Regions from separate parts of the Mus musculus genome. Here region 2 is linked to region 1. Evidence: chromatin loops called from intact Hi-C (ENCODE). Cell type or tissue: gastrocnemius. All regions are shown on one strand. Links, peaks and the distances in the headings refer to the core of each region. The heading gives the core; the rest is flanking DNA. Region 1 overlaps Synpo2 (synaptopodin 2). Region 2 holds the start of Usp53 (ubiquitin specific peptidase 53).

The links. Peaks named below come from ENCODE experiments on the same cell type or tissue, not always from the same donor. Only the 100,000 strongest peaks of a DNase experiment are listed, where the experiment ranks them.
Region 2: it touches region 1 in a loop (4-fold over the local background); 12 of 42 quality-filtered maps call a loop at or near these places.

What each region holds. Positions count from the first base shown.
Region 1 is chr3:123,098,092-123,110,782 of GRCm38, reverse strand. All of the region lies in intron 4 of Synpo2 (synaptopodin 2), which reads left to right. Among named protein-coding and RNA genes, the nearest start is that of Myoz2, 69 kb to the right of the region's middle. In gastrocnemius, for the core only: a CTCF peak has its summit at 7,382 (motif pointing right); a DNase peak (open chromatin) is centred at 7,382; H3K27ac peaks cover 3,873 bases.
Region 2 is chr3:122,977,886-122,990,576 of GRCm38, reverse strand. It overlaps Usp53 (ubiquitin specific peptidase 53), which reads left to right and starts at 6,130. Exons shown (of 16, transcript NM_133857.3): 1 at 6,130-6,295. In gastrocnemius, for the core only: no CTCF peak of the experiment used is centred there; a DNase peak (open chromatin) is centred at 6,021; H3K4me3 peaks cover 2,375 bases; H3K27ac peaks cover 3,789 bases.

The DNA.
Region 1 (12,691 bases), core at 2,748-10,747:
TCAGCTGCAGAGTGAAGCTGGACTGCGCTGCTTTTCTCTCTATAACCCTCCCCCCCCCCACCATGCATTTGGTGGAAATACAACCACAGGGAGTGATTTTGTCTCTATTTGCCTCTATGGAAATCAATCAGGAAGTTTCTTGTAGAATACAGGGGCAACCAGTCCCTTATACAATAGTACTTGGTCATTCACTGCCTTCATAGGCAGTTTGTTAAATGCTGTCTGTGTGTGTGTGTGTGTGTGTATTTTATAAAATAACCAAAGATTCTTTCTTCATATGGAAAAAGAAAAGGGGTATTTTTTTATAACTTTGCTTTGGGTTTTTTGTTGTTGTTTTGTTTGTTTGTTAGTTTTTTGATTTGGGTTTTTTTTTCTTTCATTTTGGTAGGGTTTTTGTTTTGATTTGATTTTTTTTGTTTGTTTGTTTGTTTTGTTTTGTTTTTTGAGACAGGGTTTCTCTGTATAGCCCTGGCTATCCAGGAACTCACTCTGTAGATCAGGTTGGCCTTCAACTCAGAGATCCATCTACATCTGCCTCCCGAGTACTGGAATTCAAGGTGTGTATCACCATGGTGTGGCATAACTTTGCATTCTTAACATAGCAATAAGTTAGACGAAAGACATAGAACTTATATGGCCATTCTGCCACCCAACCGACGGGTAGTTATTTTTAAATCATTAGTTCAAAAGTACCCTTATTATTAGTGGCTCAGAAGTACCCCCAGTTATGCAGTGGTTTGCAGCAGTGAGAAGTGCCCTTAGTCTGTTCGCTGCTGTCACATGGTATTAGCAGAGATACTACTTACATTCATAACTAAAGACATGGCTAATACAACTATGCCATCTTTTTATCTAGGGATGGTTTGTGGGTCTAGAAAAATCTCTAAGGGATATGTCACGCAAACAGACACAGTGTCTACAGTTTTTACCAGAAGGTAGCATAGCCTCATTCAGGACTACAGGGTCCATGGGTAGACACTAGATTGAATTCTCCAAGGGACTAAGCATGGGAAAGAAAAGACTAAGCCAACTCCCTGAGGTACAGATAGGACTTCCTCCTCCAAGGAGCTACACGGGCCACCCCTCAGGTGGAGTTACGGTAGGGATGGCACTGGGGCAGAAAGAGGTTAGAATTCTGGCTCCAACTGCTGCTCCGTCCACGGTTAAATCTGAGTCCTGGCTTTACTTTAGGCAAAGGTTGGTGGGGTCGTTGGTTGGCTGGATGGGGAGTTTAGAAAAAACAGTTTCTTTTTTTTTTTTCTTTCCTTTTTATTCTCTGTTGGTTGGTTTTGCTTGCTCCTTCCCTCTTCCTTTCACCTTTGTTAACTCACGAAGTCCATTTCTGTTGTCAACAACAGTGATAATGAATCCCCGAGGGTGCCTTGTGTTGAGTACCTGAAGATCTATACCCAGAGGGATCCACTGCATGCTTTATCCACTGAGGGAATCCCAGCCACAACTGAAGGACTGTGCTAAATTTTCCTTCCGAGAGGCTCAAGCCTCCCGTCCCAGCAGGAACAAGGCGCTGTGAGCACACAATATGAAGATTCCAGGAGGCAGGCAGGTAGCATGGAAATACAAGCCCAGCATTTGCCCCTGTTTTTGGGGGGAACTACATTGACACCATAACCTAAGAACACTCACTAGCCTATCTCTAATACTTCGATCATAAACAAGTTCTATTTTGAGAGTAGCTAATACACAGTGTATGTATTTAGACTATCCACTGTCACATTTTTTAGAGCTATGTTTTATCTTGCACATTTGGATGATCATTCTCGAACTCGTAAACTGCTATTATGTACAGTGATTGTTGACAATACCACGTGTCAACAATCCCATTTAATATGCACAAGAAGAAACTAATTGTAAGCAGGGGGAAACACGTCTAAGCTATAGCTAGTTATGTAACATAAGCTGGCGTCTTTTATTCTAGAGCAGTGGTTCTCAAACCTTCCTAATGCTGCGAACCTTTATACAGTTCCTCATGCTGTGGTGACTCCCCAACCATAAAATTATTTTGTTGCTACTTCATAGCTGTAATTCTGGCTACTGTTATGGATTTTAATGTAAAATATATGATATGCAGCATATCTGATATGCGACCCCTGTGAAAGGGTTCTTGGATCCCCCAAGTTGGGAACGGCTCTTCTGGTTAGTGCCAACATCTCTCAGTGTAGAACAACTGCAGATCACCCCACAGCCTGTACTAGAGCATCAGTAGTCACATCTGCAATGTCACAGACGATTCTCCTTTAAAGGAATGAACCGGCACCTGAGGCTGCTCTCCTGTTTGCAGTCACTGGGAGAAAGAATGTGAATGGTCTCTGCTACCTCTGAAAGGGCAAAGCTCTCCGACACAGCCAGTGAAGCCCATTGTGAGCACTCAGTGTTTCCCCAGTGTCACTTAAGTCATTTAGCGCTCACATCTCAAGGTGAGTTCCCCTGAGTCAGCTGTGCTCTCTCAGGAGTCCCCACCAACCAGGCAGGAAGGAAGGGCACTTGAAATCAAGGTCGGTAAGAAGTGACTGTTTTCTGAAAGGCTTAATTCTTCACAGGCTTTCAGAAGGAAGCCAGGAGAGCACGCTCACCTCACCTGAAGCAGAGCTGTTGCGTTTGCTTTTAAACGTTTTACTGTGCGTGTTCATGAGAAAAGTATGTAAATTCCAACCATCGATATTCCCAGAAACACTGGCCCCTGATGGTCTTATGTCCCATATCACTGGACTCTGGGGAACACAGAGATTTTTGTTAACACTTCAAAGCTGCTGGCGGAGTCAACAAGTATTCTGGGAAAATACCAAGTTGAAATTCTTCTCTTGACTTCCTACCAGAGTTGGCTTCCAGCCACAAAGCAGACCAGCAAATTCCCATAAGATCCAAACAGCAGGCAAAAGTGCTGAATGACCAGACACCGCATCTCACCCCGTGAGCTTCCATTCCTCGAGGCAGGAGCACTGATGTGCAGTTGTTTCCTCGACAAAGTCACTTTCTAAAATGTTTAAAGTGTGTGGTCCATACGATGTGTGCACACTAATCCACCACTTGGCTCTCAGAAGTCAAAGAGCCACTCAGAGGCGATTGAATGGAGAGAATTTTAATCTTAACATTGTCAAATCTGGAGCTAGGGGTGTGTTTGGGCACACAGATGCAGGTTCCTGGGTCCCATCACCCAGACCACTGTGAGGACAGAAAATTCTGCCAGACAGGTTTCAGATTACTGATTTGGTCAGAAGATTGGCAGCTAACTCAGTATAATTGGGGGTCTTTGTTTATCTCTTTCTTGATCTGTTTATCTACATCCGGTGTAGTTTACCACTGCCGAAATGATAGTTTAGAGTCCCTAAGCACAGCCCACCAAGACCTGCTGTTCAATCTCCCTCCTTCCTGCCTCTGCCAATGGGAGCACTCAGAAATGTTCAAAGCACTCTGCAGAGATCTGATCTCATGGATCCAAAAGAAAGGTCCCTGGTATATGCATGAGAAACAGTTTAAAGTCAAAGGACAGTAGCTGGCCCTGCATGAAAAAGAAATGTGCCTCGTAGGAAGAAACAGAAAGTGTTCTTGGAAGTTGACATCAAAGAGTACAGTGCTGGGTTCTTCTTGATGGGGGAATGACATTTTGACACACTGGACAACCCTGAATGAAGACCTGCAGTCCCTATCAGGATGTCAGTTAGGGACAGAAGCTGGGGCGGCCATTCACACAGTTTCAAAGCTTCCGAGGACTAGAGTGTGGGCAGAAGGTAGGAAGGACAATTAGCTTATTGATAGTCGTAAAATATGTGAGTGTTTTACATAAACTATAATGAGAATACTGAGTTTACAAAAACTTTAGCCCGGCATCAGCTGAGTATCTTTCCTACAATACCCTTTTGATTGGTTGTCCAGGTAAAGGAGGTAGCATTTTTGTGCCCATTTTATGGATTGTTGATGGGGTTCCGAGGCACAAAGGCTGGAGACCTTGCCCTAGGTTGTACACTGTGAGCTAGCATTCTGTTAACAACTCAGTGTGTGCTCTGCCTTCCTAACCAGCCACACTGCTTTTACTCCTGGGATTTACCGGGAGAGGGAAGGTGGTTTGCTACTTAATGGAACACCTGAAATTCAGAATGTTTAATAACGACCTGTCAAATAGGAAGTTAAAAAGGGGAAATAAAACTGAAGAGCTTGCCCCCTCTGCTTCCTCTGTTGGCCTGTCATTTAGATCTACTGACCCAACTTGGAGATGTTTTTGTTCTTTCTTGGGTTCAAAAGGCTTAATGTAGTTTTTGTGCGGGTCCTGAGCTTTGGATAGTGGGTGAGGCTGATACATACACCTGCTGGCAACGCCAGTACTCTGCATCCATGGCTACATTGTTTCCACCCTGCCTTCTCACTCCAGAAGACCTGCTAGTTGTCTGCTGGGCAAGCAAATTCCGCATGAAGTTCCGTGTTGGATAAATGGCTTTCCATACAATAGGCTTGGGAAGGACCCTTTCATCCGAAGATAGACCATAAATTTATATACTATGGGAGCTTGATGGAAATGGAAATAAGTCTCTAAGAAAGACATAGCTATAAGGTGGGGGGGGGGGGGATACGGCTCTGACAGCGAGTTTGTGTGACAGGGTCACAGCCTCTGGCTAGGCAAGGGATACGATTTAGAAAATGGAGTCAGGGCTAGGAATATATAGCTCAGTGGTAGATCACTTGCCTAGCGTGTGTGTGAGGCCCTGGAATGAATCAAATAAAATAAAAACCCAACAGAACATGAAAAAGGGGGTTGGTGATGCAGGGGGTAGGATGGAGGGAAGGAGGAGGGGTGTGCACAAGAAGAAATGCAGACTAAACAAAAGGAATGATTCCTTGGCTTTATGCATCCCCCCCCCCCCGAGAGAATTCAAAGAAATTTCCTGTTAGATAGTTGGGTAATTCAAAACCCATCACTTTGGGCATCCTAACAGTACTACTAAGCAGAATTATAATGCGAGACTCGCCAGCTTCCAGTGTTTCAAAGAAGACGAGTAGTTATCACTGGGACCTGTGAGGGTGACACTTCCAGCTGAGGCAGCAGCCACCCTAGATGTACCTGGGGTGGGGGGATCAACCCTTCCTGCTATGCAGACCCCATTGGAAGATTCCCCCAAGACAGACAACCCTCCCTGTCTTAGGCTTATAATTGCTGTGAAGAAACACCATGTCCAAAAGCGAGCTGGGGAGAAGAGGGTTCATCTGGCTTACCCATTCACATTCTTGTCTGTCATTGAAGGAGGTCAGGACAGGAATTCAAATAGAGCAGCAGCTGATGCAGAGGCCATGGAGGGATGTTACTTACTGCCTTGCTCCTCGGGGCTTGCTCAGCCTGCTTTCTTATAGAACCCAGGACCACCAGCCCAGGGGTGGCACCACCCACATTGGACTGAACTCTCTCATCAAGAACTCGTTAAGAAAATGCCCTACAGACTTGCCTGTAGCTCAGCCTCCTGGAGGCCCTTTGTTTTTTTTTTTTTTTTTTTCAATGGAGGCTCCATCTCCTCAGATGTCTCTAGTCTGTGTCAAGTTCATAAAATTAGCCAGCACAGTCCCTGTCAAATACTTCCAAGCAACCGTAGACCACACCTTACATTTCAGACAAGTGTGCTGAACAGACTCCATCAAACAAATTCCCAGCCCTTGTAGGCTGGTATGTGCCAGACTGTGCTCACTGCTACCAGGACCGTAGAGGACCAAGAGAAAACGGAGATCCGTGAGAAAGAACAAAAGAAAACCCTCAAATTTAGTGACAATAATACCGAGTGACAAAAATTCCCGCAAAATTAGGAATTAAGAAGCTGTGATTTGGGGACAGGGCATTGCTCAACAGTACAGTGCTTGCCCAGAAAATATGAGGTTCCAGGATCCATCCCTGATGCTGGGGAGGAAAAAGGGACTGGTTTGATTTGGTATGATCAAAAGATAATCACCTCTTAAGTAAATTCCATGTGGGATTACCCGAGATGATGCAAATACTCTCTCAGCACACAGAGGTGCACACACACACACACACACACACACACACACGCACACAAACCCTTTTATTTTTGAGATAGAGTCTCACTGTGTGTTCCTGCCCTGACAACACCCACTGACCCATTCATTCACTGCACCTCACTGTCCCCAGGCCTGCTGCAACTCCCTCTGGGGACAAAGGGTCAATGACCCGACCTGTTTTGCAGTACTTGATCTTGCCTAAGAGGTATGGTTGCTTTCCAAAGCCAGACTGAAATCTAGGTCTCCACAGAGCAAGCGCCCAGGGCCTGGGAAGGCATAGACACAAGCCTCAGAAGCCATGCAGGGAGGGACGTCAACATGACCACCTCCGCCCAGGGAATTTTTGTGGATTTTCTGGTACTTCTAGAATGTCTATGAGTCAGAAGCAGAAGTCGGAGCTCAGAAGACTCGACCTTTAAAAAAGAATCACAAATCAAAACAAGCTTGGATTTGGAATTTTGTTTCGGATATAATGAAACAGAAATGGCTTAGATTTTCATGTGTGACGTCTAGTCATAGCTAAAGACAAAACACAACTGGGCCCCAAACAGCCAAACCCCAAAAGCCACAACTGGGTCTTGAATTGGTTTACCCTTGGTCATTTTTCCCCAGTGTGTTTCAAATGTATAAATGCCGTCAACAACTGCTCACTCCAGAATAAGATCCACTATTGAGTAACCTGGATACCCCAGGTGTCAGTCTAAGGCATGAATCTGCCATTTTGAGTTTTCTTTTCTTTTTTTTTTTCCCACACTTAGCACCCAAGGATGAATACCTGACCTGCTTGTCAATGTTTGGATATGGCTAACTAATTCTTCACGGCAGCCTAGTATGAGCTCCATCGACGCTGGAATCTGAATTAGGAAAGTCTTGCTGAAAGCCAGCATAATGGTGCAATGGTGAAGGCAGTAAGATTAGGAGTTAAAGGTCTCCCTCAGCTATAGACGAATTTGGAGGCTAGCCTGGGCTTCATGAGTGCCCCCCCCCCCCCCCCCCCCCCCGCATCTCAAACCAAAGCAAGTCAGGAACTAAGTATGAGATACAGGATAAGCCACCATGCCCGTATGTCTTTCTTGTGTTTTATTACATCGTTTTCCAACTTTCATTTCCATGGGAGTAAAGATTGGCATGGCCTTACCTTGGATACTTATTTATTAGATCTGGGTGGGAGCCAGGAATTTGTCATCTGATACTTGTTTGTTTGTGCACCTCATTTTATAAAACGCATTTCTAACACCTGTCTAACAGTCCTTTAAGACTCTTAATAGTTTGTAGGCTCCCCTCATCAAAGACAACCAAACCACGCAGGGCTGTGGGCCTGCTCGGACTCTGTGAGGTGTTAAAGCAAACGTGATTACGCCTAGCGTCCACCAGGTGGCAGCAGACTCTTCTCCCTCGTAGAGCTTCCCAGACCGCCATTCCAAAGTTTGTGGCTCAGCAACTGACTTCCAGTATTGTCCTTGTTGTTTTATTAAAGATAGGAGAAGCCTCAAGATCTGATTTTGTCAGATCAGTCACTACACATCAAGGGTGAGATAAATATTTTTCAGAAGCAGAATTATAGTTTTATCACTTAAGACAGTCTTGAGCGCTTCAGCATCTTTGTAACTCTCAGAGAAGGGATTGTCAAAGAAAAGCTGCCCTTGGTTTGGGGACCTAGACCTGCTAACTCCAATCAAAAGTGGTTTTTAAAGTGACTAACTTAAAATTTGAAATCTCTCTGGAAGTGAGATTTCAAAACATTCTTATTGATCTAAATCAAAGAATTCTGAAGCATTTTGAATGTTAATTAGCCATACTTCCCTTCCTTCTTTTTATCAGGTTTCTTTGAAACAGAGTTCAGGCCAACCTAGACTATGAAGTAAGATTCCCTAATTCTTCTCTCATTCTCATCTCAGAGAGAGAGAGAGAGGGAGGGAGAGAGAGAGAGAGAGAGAGAGAGAGAGAGAGAGAGAGAGAGAGAGAGAGAGTGGCAGACTAATAATATTCCATACAATGATTTCTTTTTTTTTTTTTTCTAGTCTCGGCCTCCCTGAGTGCTGAGATTAAACATAGCCACCATGGCCGGATAAAATGATTCCCAAGCCACAAATCAAGCGAAGTTTGAGAGGAACATTTCGATTATTTGTTAAAAACTTCTTTCCCACTCCTTCTCTGGTGTTTTTGGTTTTTAATGGCTAGATTAGATGCATAAGTACTTCAGACATGCACATTATGGGGGTTTTCTGTTTTCTTCTCCTACTTCCTTCCTCCTCCCGCCCCGGCCCCATGCTTAGAAGGGCTTAGACATTGTGTTGCCTTTACAAGTTGCTGTCTTAGGCTACAATTACCTATCCTTTATCTACTTCAGAAAATTGATCATTCACTTGACAATTCTTACCTACTTTTTCACTTGACAATTCTTACCTACTTTATAGAATTCCTTTTTCTCTAAAATGAAATTTTTTTTGTTTTGTTTTGTTTTTTAAATACAGGGCTTTTCTCTGTGTAGTTCTGGCTGTCCTGGAATCACTCTGTAGATTAGATCCACCTCAAACTCAGAGATCCCCCTGCCTCTGCCTCCCGAATGCTAGGATCAAAGGGGTGCCCCACCACCATCAGGCTGCAAAATTTCTTAAATAAGAAAGTATCTTAGTTACTTGTCTATGGCTGTGCTAAAACTCCATGGTTAAGGCAACTAATTAAAAAAAAAAGCATTTAATCTGGGGTCTCATGGTTCCAGAGCATTAGAGACCATTACCATCATGGCCAGAGAATGGTGACAGGCAGTCACCACACTGGGGCAGTAGCTGAGAGCTTACCTCTGATCCATAGGTGCAAGGCAGAGAGTGAGAAGGCTAAGAACCTCGGAACCTTTGGAACATCAAAGACCACACCCAAGTGACACATCTCTGCCATAACCCTTCCTAAACAGTTTCGTCAACTGTGGAACAAGCACTCAAATGAGAGGCTATGGGAGCCATTCTTATTCAGACCACCACAGAAAGATGTCACTAAAAAAAAAAAAAAAAAAAAAAAAAAAAAAAAAAAAAAGAAAAGAAAAACCTCACCATTTAGACCAGAGAGACATGCAAAGTGAATTAATCACAGTCTTTGTCCATAAGTGCAATGGCCGATTTTATACTTCTCCTCCCTGTCCTATGGCCCCTACATCCTTTCTAACTTGACTTCCGTCCTATCCCCTGAGGAGAGGTGTTCTCCTTAGGGCTGAGTATCCAATAGTCACAGATTCTTAGCACTTTGACAAGTTACGAGCCTTGCATTTACCATTCAGTGTCTACTACAAAAAAGAACTTTCCCATAAATGTAAATATTTAGAAGATAGTTGGACATATGATCATTTAGCAAACCAGCAATAATAGGTTCCTCCATAGACCCTATGAAGTCCCTACCCTTGAATTATTGGCCAGGTTTACAACATCAGGCATGACTCCCTCCTGGAGAGGAGTACCCCAACCCAATCAGAAAGTAGTTGGTTACGTCCATAACAGTTATGCCAGGATTGAACCACTGGGCACGCTTTGACTGGCACTTGAGTATTGTAGTATACAGGGATCAGCACAGGGTAAGAATAGTGATGCCTTCCCCTGCAGCCTGCACAGCCTGCAGCAACTTCGGACATGATGAAAGTAGCTAGCAGAGAGGAAGTTTTTCTGATCGGTTCCAGATTTATTTCTTTATATTCTGAAACTTAAGCACGTGGTGTCCTCAGCCATCGGGTTCTACTATCTAGTTGAGTAACCAAGACCTCTAGCCATATCTGCAGCATCGTTTTGGAGGTCTCTGGGACTTCGTTGGCCAGTCATTCACAGGCTTGGCACTGAGATTCTTGAATAATAACTCCTGTCTCCTGGTGTGAGCATTATCTACCCACAGAGGGTATTTCTGCTTGAACTTCCTTCTAAAACAATTATACATTTTTTTATATTGGCATGCACAGTAGTAGATTGCGGTAAAGATTCTTCATGCATGTTTTGTTCTGGTTAATCCACCTCCACCCTCTCCCCTCCCAGTCCGCACACCCCTGTGCACGATTGAACCTCGGACACTAAGTCTTTCCTCTTCTCCTTTCCTATCAAGTATCAGCTGCTATCCCCCAGGTCCGTGCAGGTGTCTTTTCTTGCTCCTTTCACAGTCCCTTTCTGACTTTATGACCTTTGCAGCAACTCCAAGTTAAACACACGAATAAAAATGTCAAAGCTAGGCTCCACATATGAGAGAGGACATGTGGCATTTGCCTTTCGGAATCCGGATTAGATCGCTTAATATAATGTGTTCCAGTTTCATCGATTTTCCTGCAAATTTCATTATTTCATCTTTCTCCTTTATAGTTGAACAAAATTCCATGAGGTATGTGCACCACATTTTTGTTATCCATTTATTAGCTGATGGCCATTTAAGCTGATTTGCATTTCCTAGCTATTCTAAATGGAGCATCCATGAACGTGGATAAGCTAGCATCTCTGTAGCAGGAAACAAGGGTCCTTTGGGTCTATTTTCAGGTGCGTCATATGGTAGTTCTATTTTTAGCGTTTTGAGAAACCTCTGACCTGAATCCCATAGCAGGTTCACCTATTTACACTCCCACATGGACAGCTGTTCCCCTTTGGCCACGTCCTCACCAATGTTTTTGTCTGATTTCTTAAAGCTAGACTGGGTTAATAGTGTGTCTTATGGTTTCTACTGCTGGGATAATGCATGGTGATCGATAGCATCTTGGGGAGAAAAGAGTTTATGTCATCGTATAGTTCTCAGGTCAAACTCCATCACTGGAAGAACTCAGGGCAGGAATTCAAGGCATGAACCTGGAGGCAGGAGTTGATGAAGAGGCCATGAAGGAATGCTGCTTACTGGCTTGCTGTCCATGGCTTGTTCAGTGTGCTTTCTTCTGTATGGTAGGACCACCTGCCCAAGGATGGTACAAATCACAGTGGGCTTATTACATCAATTATTAATCAAGAAAAGACGCCCCTCCCCCTACTCGCCCCAAAGTCTTTCCTAGAGGCTGGTGGTAGGGAGGCATTTTCTCTGTTGAGGTTCCCTCCTCTAAGATGGTTTGTATAAAGTGGGGAAACACTAGTCAGCACAGCCGGGATCTCTAAGAAGTTTCTATTTGAATCTCCCTGAAAGCTAATGATGTTGAAGGCTTTTTAGAATCTTTATAGGCCATTTGTGTTTCTTTTCAAGAACTCTCTGTTAGGCTCCACAGCCTATTTTCTATTGAGTCTAGGTATTTGAGTTCTTTGACTATTGTAGATACTAATCCTCTATTAGATGTGCAGCTGGCAAGCAATAAATAAATAAATAAATTTCCTCCTATTCTGTAGGCTGCGTCTACAGTTGATGTACAGGTGTTTTCATGGGGTCCTGTTTGTCAGTTATTGGACTTACTTCTTAAAGGGCTAGAGTCTTATTCAGAAAGCCCTTACTTAAGCAGGCCTCCATCTGGAAGTGTCCTCCATACTTCCTACAGGCGGAAACTCTCAGGTCTTGTACAAATCTTTAATCCTTGGGAAGCCGAGGTTTCTGCACGGGAGAGGTGAGGACACTATTGCACTTAGATCCAGTTATCCAAGCACCATTCATCTTTTCTCAGCTTTGGGTGGGTACGTTTGCTATCTTTGCCAAAGGTCAGGTAGCTGTGGCTACCTGACCTTGTATTGGTGCCTCTGTTCTAGTCTGTGGATCTATGCATCTATTTTGTGCCACTACCAAACTGTTTGGGCTTTGTTTGGTTGTTTATTTATTATGCTGCCTCTGCAGCGTAGAAACCGGGTGTGGCAATATCTCTAGCAGTAGATTCACTTTGGCTCAGGGTTGCTTTGGCTACTTAGAGTCTTTTCTACACGAGTTTTAAGATTATTGAAATGCAGTTTTAAATGATTTAAAACGTGAAGTGATGTTGGATTTTATCAAAAGCCTTTCCCTGTATCAAGATGGCCTTATAATTTCTAGTCTTGAGTCCATTTATGTAATAAATAACATTTATTTATTTATATATATATATATTACTTTATAATTATATCTCTGGAATAAAGTCTACTTGACCATAGTATGTGATCTTTATGATGTGCTATTAAATTAAGCTTAAAACGTTTGTTTTTGGGTTTTTTGGTTTTTTTTTTTTTTTTTTTTTTTTTTTGGAGAACCTTTGCAATTATGTTCATATGGTCTTTGGGGTTTTTGGTCTTAATTTCCTTTTTTGTTGCATCTTTATCTTTGTCTGGTTTTTAGATCAGGATAGTACTGTCTTCATAAAATACTTAGGTAATGTTTCTTCACTTTGTATGGATTAATTTGAGAAGTATTGATTTTAGTTCTTCTTTGAAGGTCTGATAAAATCCATCTGGTCCTGGATTTGCTTGAGTTGAGAGATTTTTTTTTCTTTTTTTTAATTACTGCTTCAATCCCACTGCTTACTACAGATCTGTTTTAATTGTTGATCTCCTCTTGTTTTAATTTTGGTAGGTCATTTACATCTTAAAATTGACCTATTTCTTTTAGATTTTTCCAATTCGGTGGGAAGATATACCATTTTAGGTAAGACTTAATGCTTTTTGAATTTCACTGGTGTCTGCTGTAATGGCTCCTATTCCGTTTCTAATTTAATTTGGATCTTCTTCTCACTTCTGTAGTTACTTTGGTAAGGGTAGGTAAGTCTTTATCTTTTCAAAGATAA
Region 2 (12,691 bases), core at 2,189-10,188, 120 kb after region 1:
TCATGGCAGGCAAGCTGCGAGTGTTTAGTCCTGTGGTACATGAGAGGAGCCTGGGAATTTTATTCCCCGAGTCTACGCTTCCTTATCTGAACAGTGAGGGATTTTAACAGATGAACATGAGTTCTTCCCATTTCCACCCCAGAGCCTCAGCCCTTGCTTCTGGGTCTGTTAGTACAATGCAGTGTCTTCTCTTACTTCTATCTACTCTGTTTCCATAGCTATAAACAGAACCACTCTTAACTGACACTTTCTTTTATTTGTTTAAATTTATTCAATTTACATTTATTAGGTGGTTCCATGCTGAATATTGCATACACATACTACTTAAATATATTAATATTTAGGGTCATTCAATAAGTTTAATAATCTGCATAAAGCACTCCAATTATTTTTTTTTCAAAACCACACAGACAAAGTCCCACAAACCACTGGTAATCTACTAATCTTATAAACAGCATCCCAAAGTAAGGGTTAATAGTAGACTGCTACACACAGATGAGGGAAACTGAGCCTTAGAGAAATTCATAAAGGTCAAAATCAGACAAATAAATGGTAATGGTCAGGATTTAAAATCAAGTCTATCTGTGAATAAGGCTGGGTTTTCTAACTTGTTTCAAAACTGCCCTTGGGAGTTAATGCAGACAACTCACGGAGTGGAACGTCAGGAATCCAGCCTCTGCCTTCCTCCCTGACACTGCTGAAGATAAAGACGGTATCTAGGCAATAAACATTTAGGAAGAAGCCGGCCATGGGATGAGGTGGAGGCTGTGGGAGTCTAACTCCATCAGCAGCTATAGAGCTTGTAGGACAGTAAGCTACACAAAATAGTCTCAAAACAAACAGCAAACCATCCTAAAATGAAATAGACCAGTGAATCCTTTTTGTCAGTTATGGAATACCTAATAGGTTGAAAACCTAATAGGATCTTGTGTGCAAGGCTACATAAACATTCATGCTCTATGAAGAACCTAAGGGTTCATAGGTTCTTAGTTTCATATAAATCCATTAAAAATCAAGTCAAGAGCCGGGCGTGGTGGCACACGCCTTTAATCCCAGCACTCAGGAGGCAGAGGCAGAGGCAGGCTGATTTCTGAGTCAGAGGCCAGTCTGGTCTACAAAGTGAGTTCCAGGACAGCCAGGGCTATACAGAGAAATCCTGTCTTGAAAACAAAACAAAACAAAACAAAACAAAACAGAACAAAACAAAAAATCAAGTCAAATTAATTATTCTAAATACAAACTGACACTGGCGGGCGAAGCGTAGGTACAAGCCATTCTAAAACAGCCCTCGATGAGCTGCTCTGATTAAGAATCAGTGGTGGGAAACAACAGAAGAAATACTTCTCTAAACTGCAATCAGACTCACTGCAAAAGTGCAGTTTTATTTTTGGGTGGCACATTTTTTTTTTCCCCAGAGGCTGACAATATGAGTATATTATGAACCAGCCACATGGAGCACACTGAGTTTACCAGGGACATGCCAATAAGGCCACCATCAGGAAATCTAGGTAAACAGAGTAAATGATGCCCAAGGCTCTTCAGAGGAAGACCCACTTGGGAGTGACACATTTGAGATAAAGACAGAAAAATGTTTCCTATTACTGATCACTTAAATGTCTAACTCATTTTTGGTTTTCCAAGTTCAAGGGACCCAGGTAGTGCATACTCCTGTGTTATTGTTTGTTCTTATACATATATGCTGTCCTTGCAGGGTCTTTCCAGCCTTTGCTTATCTCTGACCACTATTCTTTATGCTACACTAGAATTCATTTGAAGTATTTTGTAGAATAAGGTAAAATATAATGAATTAAAATGAATTGGTTTGGTACTCACTAGGCCTTCAAAAATTGAGAAGAGATTATTTTTAGATTAAGAACACAAGTGGTATTTTCAACATGAAGTAGTGCCTTAAGAGAAATTGAAGATAAACTGCCATTGCTGTAAAGGACAAAAATAAGAACACTAAGTTCACATTCCTGGGAGGTGGCTTTCAGTTCACTGTGATAGGATCTTAACAGAAAGTCATAAAAAGGAAAGAATGGGTTCCTTCCCCTCCTTCGGGAAGGAACAGATCCCTACACAGTGAGAGTCTGGACCAGGGGCATTCTGCCAAGAAACAGCACATAGCTTCGTGTAGCATCACACTATCAGGTGACACAGTATTGGTAACCAATAATACTACAACGTAGTTGCTTTTATCTGAAGCATTATCAAGTGGCATGGATTATTATTCACCCTAGTTTTTACAAATAAGAAAATTAGAATGTGTCAAGGTAAAATAACTCAAGAGTATGAAATTGGCTAAGCTATCAGCAAAACTTAAGGAGGCCACAGTTTAAGTCACTTGGTATCTTACCAGCAAATGTTCTTGGAATAGCAGAATCTTAGGAGGAACGGGATGGAGAGCCAATAAGGTTTAAGCCAAAGAAGGCTATGTAAGATGCCAGGGATGTTGAACTTGACCTTCTTGTGTTTATCAAAACGTCTCAGAGGCTGGGGCATACAGCGAATATTCAACCCTTAACTTCTTTGAAAGGGAAAGATAACCCTCAGGGACCATATTCTTTTGGACTGGTGACACCAAATACCAAAGGACATTGCTGCAGTAGCTTCCAGCACACTCCTATTCTGCTTTGCAATCAGAGAAAAAGGCCCTTTTCTGTAAACTCTGAAAACTGCTGAAAAGGGGTCAGAATCACCCCCACACTAATTGCCTAACAGATAGGTAAAAAAAAAAAAAAAAAAAAAAATTCCATCTGGGATTATACGCATGCTGTGATGAGTGGGAAGGGTCTGTTACTAAGGGCAGGGGATTTTATTTGGAGTTGAATGATTCTTTGTTGTGTGGGAGGCTATCTTGTCCTATGTAGTTTAGTAGCATCTTCACCTCCAAATATCACAACCAAAATTTTCAATTAACCACTGCCACGTGTCCCACAGGAGAGAAATATACAGAAAATAAAGTCAAATGTCCTAGTTGAGATGTACACAGGAATAAAGAATGTAAAATCCAGGCTGGTAGGAGATACCAAGATATTGTTAGATAAGTAAAGAGATCATTCTTTACTTGTAGATCATTTTTTGTTTGTAGGCATTGGCAAGAATTTTGGATTTTAGTTCATATAAATGATAAACCATTGAACAATTTTAAGTTGGGAACTAACATGAATATACTCTGAAGGATTTAATATCCTGAGAATAAATGAGACCTTATAATTTACAGTAAGGCATATTATCGTTTAAACTTGGTTGAGGAAGGGCAGCAAGAGAGTTCCATAGGTAAAGGCACTTGCTGCCAAGCCCGACGGCCCAAGTTCCATCCCTGGGACACACATGGAAGGAGAAAACCGACTTCTAGACTTCTACAAGTTCCCCTCTCACCTCCACGCGCGTGGTATACAGCACGTGTGCACACTACACAGATAAACAAATGGAAGTAATCGTTTAAATCCCTGTAAAGTGAGAGGAAACACTGACGAACTAGGAGGAACGTCATGGAAAGGATTATGTCACAGAAACCGAGATATACATGGAGGAACTGGTTTTGACTAGAGTGTTCTAAGGCTCATCCCTGAGTCATGGTCTGAAAAATCTCTTCTTACTTAGCTTTAGTTTCCTCTCTAACTCTTGGTCACACTCCAAACTAATCATGCCATTCAAGAACCTACAAGGGCCCCCATTACACCAAGCCCACGCTAGCCTTATTTTACTTTGAACAGGCACATGTCTTCCTTCACACATCCCCAGTAGCTCTAATTTTTGCCTAAACAGTTTTATCAATTCTAACAAACAAAATCAACTACAACTTTTCATCCCATTCACTAAACATGTATTTGTTAAACACTGGTGCCAGATACTTAATGGTTGGGAGCCTTTTGCTGCTTCTCTGAAGCAGAGAAAAATCTGCCTTTTAGGCAGGGTCAAGGCAGGTCAGGTCTGTTGGCAGATTTCCTGGCCTGCTGAGGCATGGAAAGATAAGAGGAGATACACTTGAAGTTCAAGGCGAGAGGCTGAAGATTCTATTGACCTAGGTGGGAGGAATAGGGAGGGTTTTGGATGGGAACAGCAAATTGTTTGTTAGCTTGTGGCTTTGCTTCCCAAGGTACTGGTATAAAAAGGCTATGAGACATACACTCCCTGCTGGTGTGATAATAACCAGCAGCCCTCCCATATCTGTCTCTTGCATCTTTTCCCGATCTTTCCTATAATCCGCCTCACTCCCCAAAGGACTGTTTTGATTTCATAGCAGCCAGACTCAACTATGCCCTAGAACTTCAGTGAAAAAAAAAAAGATAGTTCTTGCTCTCTAGGGCTTAGTTAATATGCAATTGCTTGTCAGACCTCCTCATGAATGTTTTTATAGGTAAAAGACTTCGCCTAACATCTAATTTTGCCTCAATCTCTTAGCTGCTTTTTCTCCTTGTTGCATTTCACAGTACCCCACCCCATCAGCCATGACTTACCACACCTAGCTATAATGACTTCCAGGAACTACTGGATCCCCGCTCCTCTGGACAGAAAGTTGCTACTCCTACCAGTCCTCAGAGGCAGGAATTTAGCCACAGGGTAGTACATTCCTCAGTCTGAGTTATCAGAAAGAGGTATGCTGGTACTAGGAAGTGCTGGGCTTCACCTAGATGATCTAGTGTATTCTCTGACACACCAAAGCTACTCCCTTGTAGGAACCCTTAACCAATGTGGTGAAGATGGTTCCTTCATAATTTAGGTCTGCTCACCCAGGGACTGTTTGAATCTAACCCCCAACATTCACCTCACATCGAGGAACAGTAATTCTGAGTTAATACAACCACACTGTGACCTTCCTAACTACCATTTTTTTTTTTTCCTGGGGGAACAAGGCGTTCAGATCTTGTTACGTCAAGAGTAGGACATTAACATAACTAAACCTGGACTGCTTGTTCCTTGGTCTATTTTTAAGACATATTTAAGGCACTCATGTAAAATACATCCGAGAATACACAATATAGCTGAAGGGGAAAGAGGTGACAGAAGATATATTAAACAACACCTCAAAACAGAGTGCACCCGAGAGGAAACAGTATGGTGCCAATTCTTTACATTTCTAAGAGCTGGTTTCTCCGGCTCCTTCCCGTCGAGGTTTTAATGTTAATGTTGAGGACGGCGTCTATGGCTTCATGTTACTTCTTTTATGTGGTACATAATAAATTCTCACTGATCCCGGGTCAAACACAATAACCTCACTGCATGTCACCCACCAACCTGCAGGGTCTCCCTCATGCGATTTCTTCAGGTAAACTGGAGTCCCCTTTGAGTTTATCTAAGTCAACTTTTATGACTCACGCCAGCTTTGGAAATGTCTTCCAAACCTACATCTACCTTTTTGAGTCATCTTAATCATCAGCCAGGTTTTTTTTTCCCCCCTTTGTTTTGTTTTTCCTTTTAATTATCATCCCAAATAAAAGTTTCCCAGACAAAGGCTAGTCTGGTTCGCAGCAGCAGCAGCTTGCAACTCAAAACCTGCTCCACATCGCGGAGAGGATGCTGCCAAAATTTCTGACAAATACTAACTGGGTCAGCGCGGTTATGAAGACGTTCGTTTTATTAGTGGTCACGAAAGCCCCACTTAGGGAAAATACATTCGCGCCAAAGGACACCATTCAACTGCAAACAGACCGTACCGACTCCCTAAGGGGACCGCCGGGGTGCCGACCCAGCAATGGCTGAAACCCACAGAACCCCGGCTCAGATCCCCGCGCATCCGCACTCAGGCTGCAAAGCCGCCAACCAAGGCGGACGACGGCGGGACGCCCGCGTCTGCCGTGGAAATCCGCCGCAGTCCCCAGCCCACCACGCAGCCGCTCGCCGATCCGCCACGTCCCGTCTCACAGCCCGCCCCGCGCGCCACCCCCGCGTCGGGGCAGAAGCCCGAGCCCTGCTCTCGCGGGATCTCGCGCCTCACACAAGCCCTCGGAAAGGGAGCATCACCCGCGGGAAAGCCGGGAACTCACGTGCGGGGGCGGGGCGGGGCGGGGCGAGACGAGGAGGCGGGCCCGGCGCAAGGGGGCGGGGCGTCCTGACGCGGGGGAAGGCGGGGTCCAGAGACCTGTTGATCGCAGGTGTCACTGCCCAGACCGGCCCCTGGGTCTTGGGCGTGCGCGCATGCTCTGCGCGGGTCTGGCGGCTGAAAGCGGCGGTGTGGCCGTCTGTCCCTGTGCGTGTCGCTTTGCCTGTCACGACGTTGTGGGTGTCGGCGCGAGGCGGAGCCGGGCCAGTGGGACTGGAAGGGCTACGGCGCCGGGAGGTAGAGCTTGGGGTGAGTCGCGGGAGCCCCCGCTGGGCAGAGGGCGGAGGACTCTCGGTCCCCACGGCCTGGCCCCGCTCGGGCGCGCTAACCCGGGTGGCCGCAGGCTGAGGGCGGGATTGGGCCGGGTCGGGATGCGCTGGCCAGGCTCCTGCGGTTCCCGGTGCAGCCCCACAGCTGCCGGAGCACTGAGCCTTCACCAGGGCTCCAGCGTGATTGGCGTTCCTCCTTGGCGGAGCAGACTGGATTGGATGTGATAGAATCTTGGCTTGGTTGGTTTCTCAGTAGCTGGACAGACGGACGGAGTTAATGTTTAGCTTCTAAACGGCGGTTTACGGTACAATTACCAAACTACTCGCCGGCGGCGCGGGGGAACAGGAAGTGCCTGCGCAGGTGTAACCGGGAGGATGTGAAGCCCTGCAATCTGAGCCTGTTTTGAGGTTTTGTTATTCTCCTGGGGTTTGTTTTCTCCGTGCAGATCCCGATAAATGCTTGCAAAAACGTACTGCACGTCCTTATCTGCTTGCGGTCTTCCATAGCTGGAAACATATTCTTTCCTCCAAATATATTTTCAAGGCTACTTTTGAGGTACATGGGCAGTAAACCTAAGTTCTCTGTGGTGAGCCCTGGAGCTTGTTTAAGACCAGGCACGCTGATTTTCACCTTTAAAAGGTGGAGCCAGTGCTGACACGAAGTTATGATAGAATGGATTGGTGACATTGATAACTTGTCAGTTTTATTTTCTGTTGTTTTCAATTCTGTGTCGATGATGGTCGAGGCAGAGATCCCTCATCCTATTCTGTTAAAGAAAAAAGGAAAAAAAAAATAGTGAAGAAAGGGTCTTCAAAAGTAATGTGTGATTTATCTGCTATTGTCAGAAGAATTCCTAATAGATTTTCTGCGGGCAAGAGTTGTATGGAAAATAAGGTTTTTGACTTATCTTTTAGAGACTTTTAAAGTGAGCTCCTTTGGACAACTTGCTATAAACTTACAGAAGTGATTTGTTTAGTTTGTAAATCGAATCAATGTATTAAGTATTTTTCCCAAAGGATAAAAAACAAGAGACCCTCCAAACAAGCCTTTTCCTTAGGATTTTTTTTTTTATTTATAAAGTTGTCTATCGAACTCATGATACGTGGCACTAACAGTTTATTACTTTAAAGGCGTCACTTTTTTTTTTTAAATAAAAGTGCCATTTTAGTGGTAGGACACATTTTCTACTTATTCTTGCCCTTTAGTAAGAAAGCACCCCCCCCCACACACACACACAATGCCCTTACAGTTTCACTATGTGCTCTGATTCAAAATATTTCTTATATTGTTTAATTTCAGAAGTTTATTTTCACTATGTAGTGTCGAAAAATGCAGTTTTGGTGTACAGTGGCTTAGAAGTTTGTTTTAACAGAATAAAGTTTAAAAATGACAAGAAATCTGATCTATTTTAAGGGGTGATGTGCACTTTTAGATGCTAACTTCATTAGACACCAGCTCCATTATGTTGGAAGTCTGTAGTTGTAGAAGGAATGAATCAAGGACTTTGCTTGACTCTACAACTTTCTGAAAACTCGTCTTCTCTCCGTACAGTGGTCGTTGAAGTTAGCTGGCAAAGGTGAGTTACTGAGATACTAAGCAGTCTTGTTATTTCACAGCTTTAACTATAAGGTGTGACCTAATTACAGACCCTAACGACAATCTACAGAAAGCTTGGTAGCTTATATATTGCACATGCCAACATTTTGAACATAGTGCGCTATGGTATGAGGCTCTTCCTGAGATTTTGTGCTAAGGATGGACGTGTGTTGATTTGTGTCCTCCTGGAGAAGCAGGGTAGACATTAGTGACGATACACATGTAGTATTGGTATGGTAGATTATTAACTTTGTGTTGCAACGATTATTCAAATGCTCATTTACAATGTATGTGTATAATAGAAACAAGAAATAGGTGTAACTACTCGACCATTCATAAATCTTTACAAGTTCTTGGGTTTTTTTGTTTGTTTGTTTGTTTTTTTGGTTTTTTGAGACAGGGTTTCTCTGTGTAGCCCTGGCTGTCCTGGAACTCACTCTGTAGACCAGGCTGGCCTTGAACTCAGAAATCCACCTGCCTCTGCCTCCCAAGTGCTGGGATTAAAGGCATGCGCCACCACGCCAGGCTCAGTTCTTGGAATTTTATTAAATAACTTTATATACCACTCTAATCTTGGCAAGTAATTGAGTTCTTTCTCTTTTTTTAATAAGAATCACACACACTCACACACACGTATTTGTATGCCAATTTCTTAGTGGTCCATGACAAGAAATGTAGTGTTTGCCTATAATTTTGTTATTTATGTACTTGGTTGTCTTCCTGTGTAGCCTAGGTTAACCTCCAGTTTGTAATCCTCCTCCTTCAGTCTCCCAAGCCCTGAGATTATAGGTGTACTATATAAGGCTTAGAATCACATCTTAATTTAATTGCTTTTCTGTGTGGCTGATTTTTTTTTTTTGTAACATTTTTCTTTTTAAAAAATGCTATCAGAGGAGCCTGTATTGGGCCACAGGAAGAGTCCACAGGGCTCAAATTGCCTCATGTATTCATATTTGTATTCTGGAAAGTAAAATTTTATGTAAACCTTCACTGTCCTACCTTTCAAAGCTTTACGTGTGCCAGTGTGTGTGTGTGTGTGTGTGTGTGTGTGTGTGTGTGTTTTGGTGCTGGTCATTGAATTTGGTCATGGGCCTTGCCCATAGTATAGTAGGCCAGTGCTGTGACCACAGAGCTATGAGAACCTCAGCCCTAACTTTAATTACACTAGTAAATAAATATCTGAGATAGCATGACATCTTTGTGATAGTATGAAGTTTATCATATTGAGCAGTAAAAAAAGAATTAAAGGTGGGGAAAGTTTTAAGGAACATTATTGTATTTTGTTGTTTTTTTCTTGTTGGATGGGTATTTCGCCTATATGTCTGTACCATCTGTGTGCCTGCTACCCATAGAGGCCAGAGGCAGATCACCTGAGACTGGAGTTACAGACAATTCTGCACTGCCCTGCGGGTGCTAGGAATCAAATGTGGATCCTCTGGGAAAGTAACAACCATTCTTAACTTCTCAGCCATCTCTAGTCCCAAGAATACTGTTTCTAACTTAGCATTTGTGTTCTTTGGGTTAGCAGGTTTTTCTTAGTAAACCTTTTAAAACATATTCTGTGTACTAGATACTAGAGATTCAAATATTAGTAAAGTGTTAGATAATCATGTCAGAAATTTTTCTTTTTTGGATGGGTCACGTTTTGAGACAAAATTTTTCTATAATTCGGTATGCTCTGGAATTTGCTCTGTAGCCTAAGCTGGCTTCAAACCCAATGCTTTAGCCTCCTTAGTATATTTTAGCCTTCTTAGTGCTGAGTTAGTAGGAATGAGCAGCCACTTCCATCTGTGAATTCTTCCTCCTCTAAGCTTCACTTCTGGCTATTCTGAACCATGACCAGCACCCCTACATTGAGTGTCCAAAGGTGAAAGGGTGGTGGACGGTTTCCTTCTCTTACTCTCCCTTCTGTAAGATTCTGCTTCTCCTCCCTTTCTCCTATCAATCTCCATCCACACCACACTGATGGAGTCGCTTCTGACTTGACAGAGGGTGGTGGCTTTCTTCATCCTGAACTACATCCGGAGAGCTGCACTGTGTTGCTGTAGACCACAGACATTATAACTAAGGGAATGTGAAGATAGGTAAGCCATCACCTTAAGATTAAGATGATGACTGAGCAGACAGGAGATGCTAAGGCAGACTGGTAGCATTTCAGAGACTAAAGACATGAGCATTAGCAAGATGCCCCTTCTATGACTTCCTCTGGCTAGTCCCAGGCTAGCTGTGAGTTCAACTGAACATGTTTGTAGATGACAACATCATCTTTCAATGTCAAAAGGATGAACTCTTATAGGTAGTCTTTGTTAGGAACACTTGTTATTTAGAATTTCAGCTTTCCCTCTCAGATTCATCCAATTAATATAGAAGATGCTTGGGACTTGCTTTACATTTGCAGAGAATCGAGAGGCGGAGATAGTAAACAAGACATCCAATAGGTCAATTACATAGTGGTTTAGAAGGTAAAAAGTGCCAGGGGGAGTTGGGACGGTAAGGTGGAGGATGGCTTGCAACTTTACTTTTAGGCTACATTTAGAAGGTGAGGCTTTGGAGAGAACAGAAGGCAAAGACAGGAGGATCAGGGGAAACATTAGGATTCCAGGCACAGGGGTACCACTGCTAAGGCTCTCAAGAGTAGGAATTTGCTTGATACATGTTTGAGAATGATAAGGAGTCAGTATGCTGGAATGGGAAAAGGCAAAGATCAGGTGGCTAGAGGTGAGATTAGAGGGTAGGTATAGTTAGAGGGTTGCTGTAGTGTGAATGTTTGTGAACCCTTAAAATACCTAAGTTGATACATAAACCCCAGTGCAGTAGTGTTAACAGGTGAGGTTTGGGGGAGGTCGTTAGGTTGTGACAGCAAAACCTTCATGAATGAAAAGGCTGGAGTAATCTTGCTCATCTCTCTCCCATGTGTGAATACCAGAAGGCACCATCTTTGAAGAAGGTAAGCTCTTGCCAGCCACTGCTACCTTAGTATTCCCAGCCCTCAGAACTGTGAGAGATAGGTATGGGCATTTGTGTAATAGCTAAAGCAAACAAAAAATAGATATAAAATCTAAAAAACTTGATAAGTTAGATTTCATCAAAACTTAATTCAAAATTAAAGAATTCTTAAAGGTCAATAAGGCATACAGTAAGATTGTGACCAGAAGATTGAACATAATTTCTTTTTCTTTTTTTTTAAGGATTTATTTTATGTGAGTACACCAGAAGAGGGCATCTGATCCTATTACAGATGGTTGTGAGCCATCATGTGGTTGCTGGAAATTGAACTCAGGACCTCTAGAAGAACAGTCAGTGCTCTTAACCACTGAGCCATCTGTCCAGCCCCTTGAAAGTAATTTCTTTCCCGAGAGGCATGAAGGCACCTAAGCATGTGAAAAGCTGCTGAGCATCACTAGTTCTAGAAATGTGTGTTTCAGCCACACACCAACACTACAGACCACAGCATCTCTAAATAGAAGAGATTGAGGCAACAATTGTTGGTGAAGACCTGGTGCAGCTGAAGCTATAGCTCTCAAATGCAAGGGTTTGAAAGCGTATGATGCATCTGGTGGTTTGTTTGTTTGTTTGTTTTAATGAAGTGGAGCATAAGCAATCATACATCCCAGTAATCCCACTCGGTGTATTCCCAAGAGAAATGGGGAACCCAGACCACGGAAAGTTGTACTCAACTGCTCGTGCTTATTTACAGTAACTGTAAGTTGGAAACACTACAGAAATATAAATTTGGGTGTGTTACTTCACAACAACACAACTTGCTGAGTTGTGCAGTAAGTTGATGAAACTTAAAAGCATTCTTCCAAGAGAATTAAACATTATATGATTTCATTTGTGTGGAATTCTAGAAAATTGAAATCCTGGGAACAAAAGCAGAAACATGTTTGTTTTAGTTGGGTATCATAGTTCTCTGTTATAGTATAATAAGTTACCACAAGTTTAGCAACTTAAAATAATTTCTGTTAATTGTTTTATAGTTTCATAATTTTAGTGAGCCAATCCATATGGGCTCAACAAGGTCTCTGTCATTGGTTTCTCAAGGCCAAGGTCAGAGTATCAAATGGTGGGTAGGTTTCTGGCTGGCAGAGTCCTCAGCGAAGAATCTGCTAACAGGCAAATTCTTTTCCTTGTAGGACTAAAATTTCAATTCTCTGGTCCTAAAAGCTCCCCACACTCCTTATGTGGACTCCATCCTTGTTACCCTGCAGGGGTGAAATCTGTCCACCTCCCTACGAGCTGAAGAAAGCTTTCGTTGCCTTTAAAGACTTCTGTCATTAGATTGCACCCCCCCCAAAAAAAAATCTATCACCATCTGTGTCAGAAAACATAGATGCCATCAGTGGATTGTATTTTGCCTATCTTCAGGTTTTGGACAGTAGGGTATAAAGTATGTGAGTATGTGTATGTGTAGGTGTGCATTTTATTCTACTTCTTTCTATACTGAAAAGAAAAGGTTATGGCTATAAAGAGGCTTGAGAGAGCTTTCAGGAGATTGGAGACAGTTGGCTGTGGTAGTAATTACATGTCAAAACTCATTCAGCTATACATTAGAGGAATGAATTTTGTTGAATAACCATGACTCTGAAAAGCAGGCTAGTTTTTAAATCCTGGCTATAAAAATACAGATAGTAAAAATGAACTGATACTAGTATCTCCCAAACTGTTTAATTTTTTTCTTATTAAATATTGACTGACCACAATATAAGCAGAAGAGAAAAATAGAGTAAGAAATCTATAGTAGTGTGTATAACATTAAGATCAATACGAGGTAAGAAG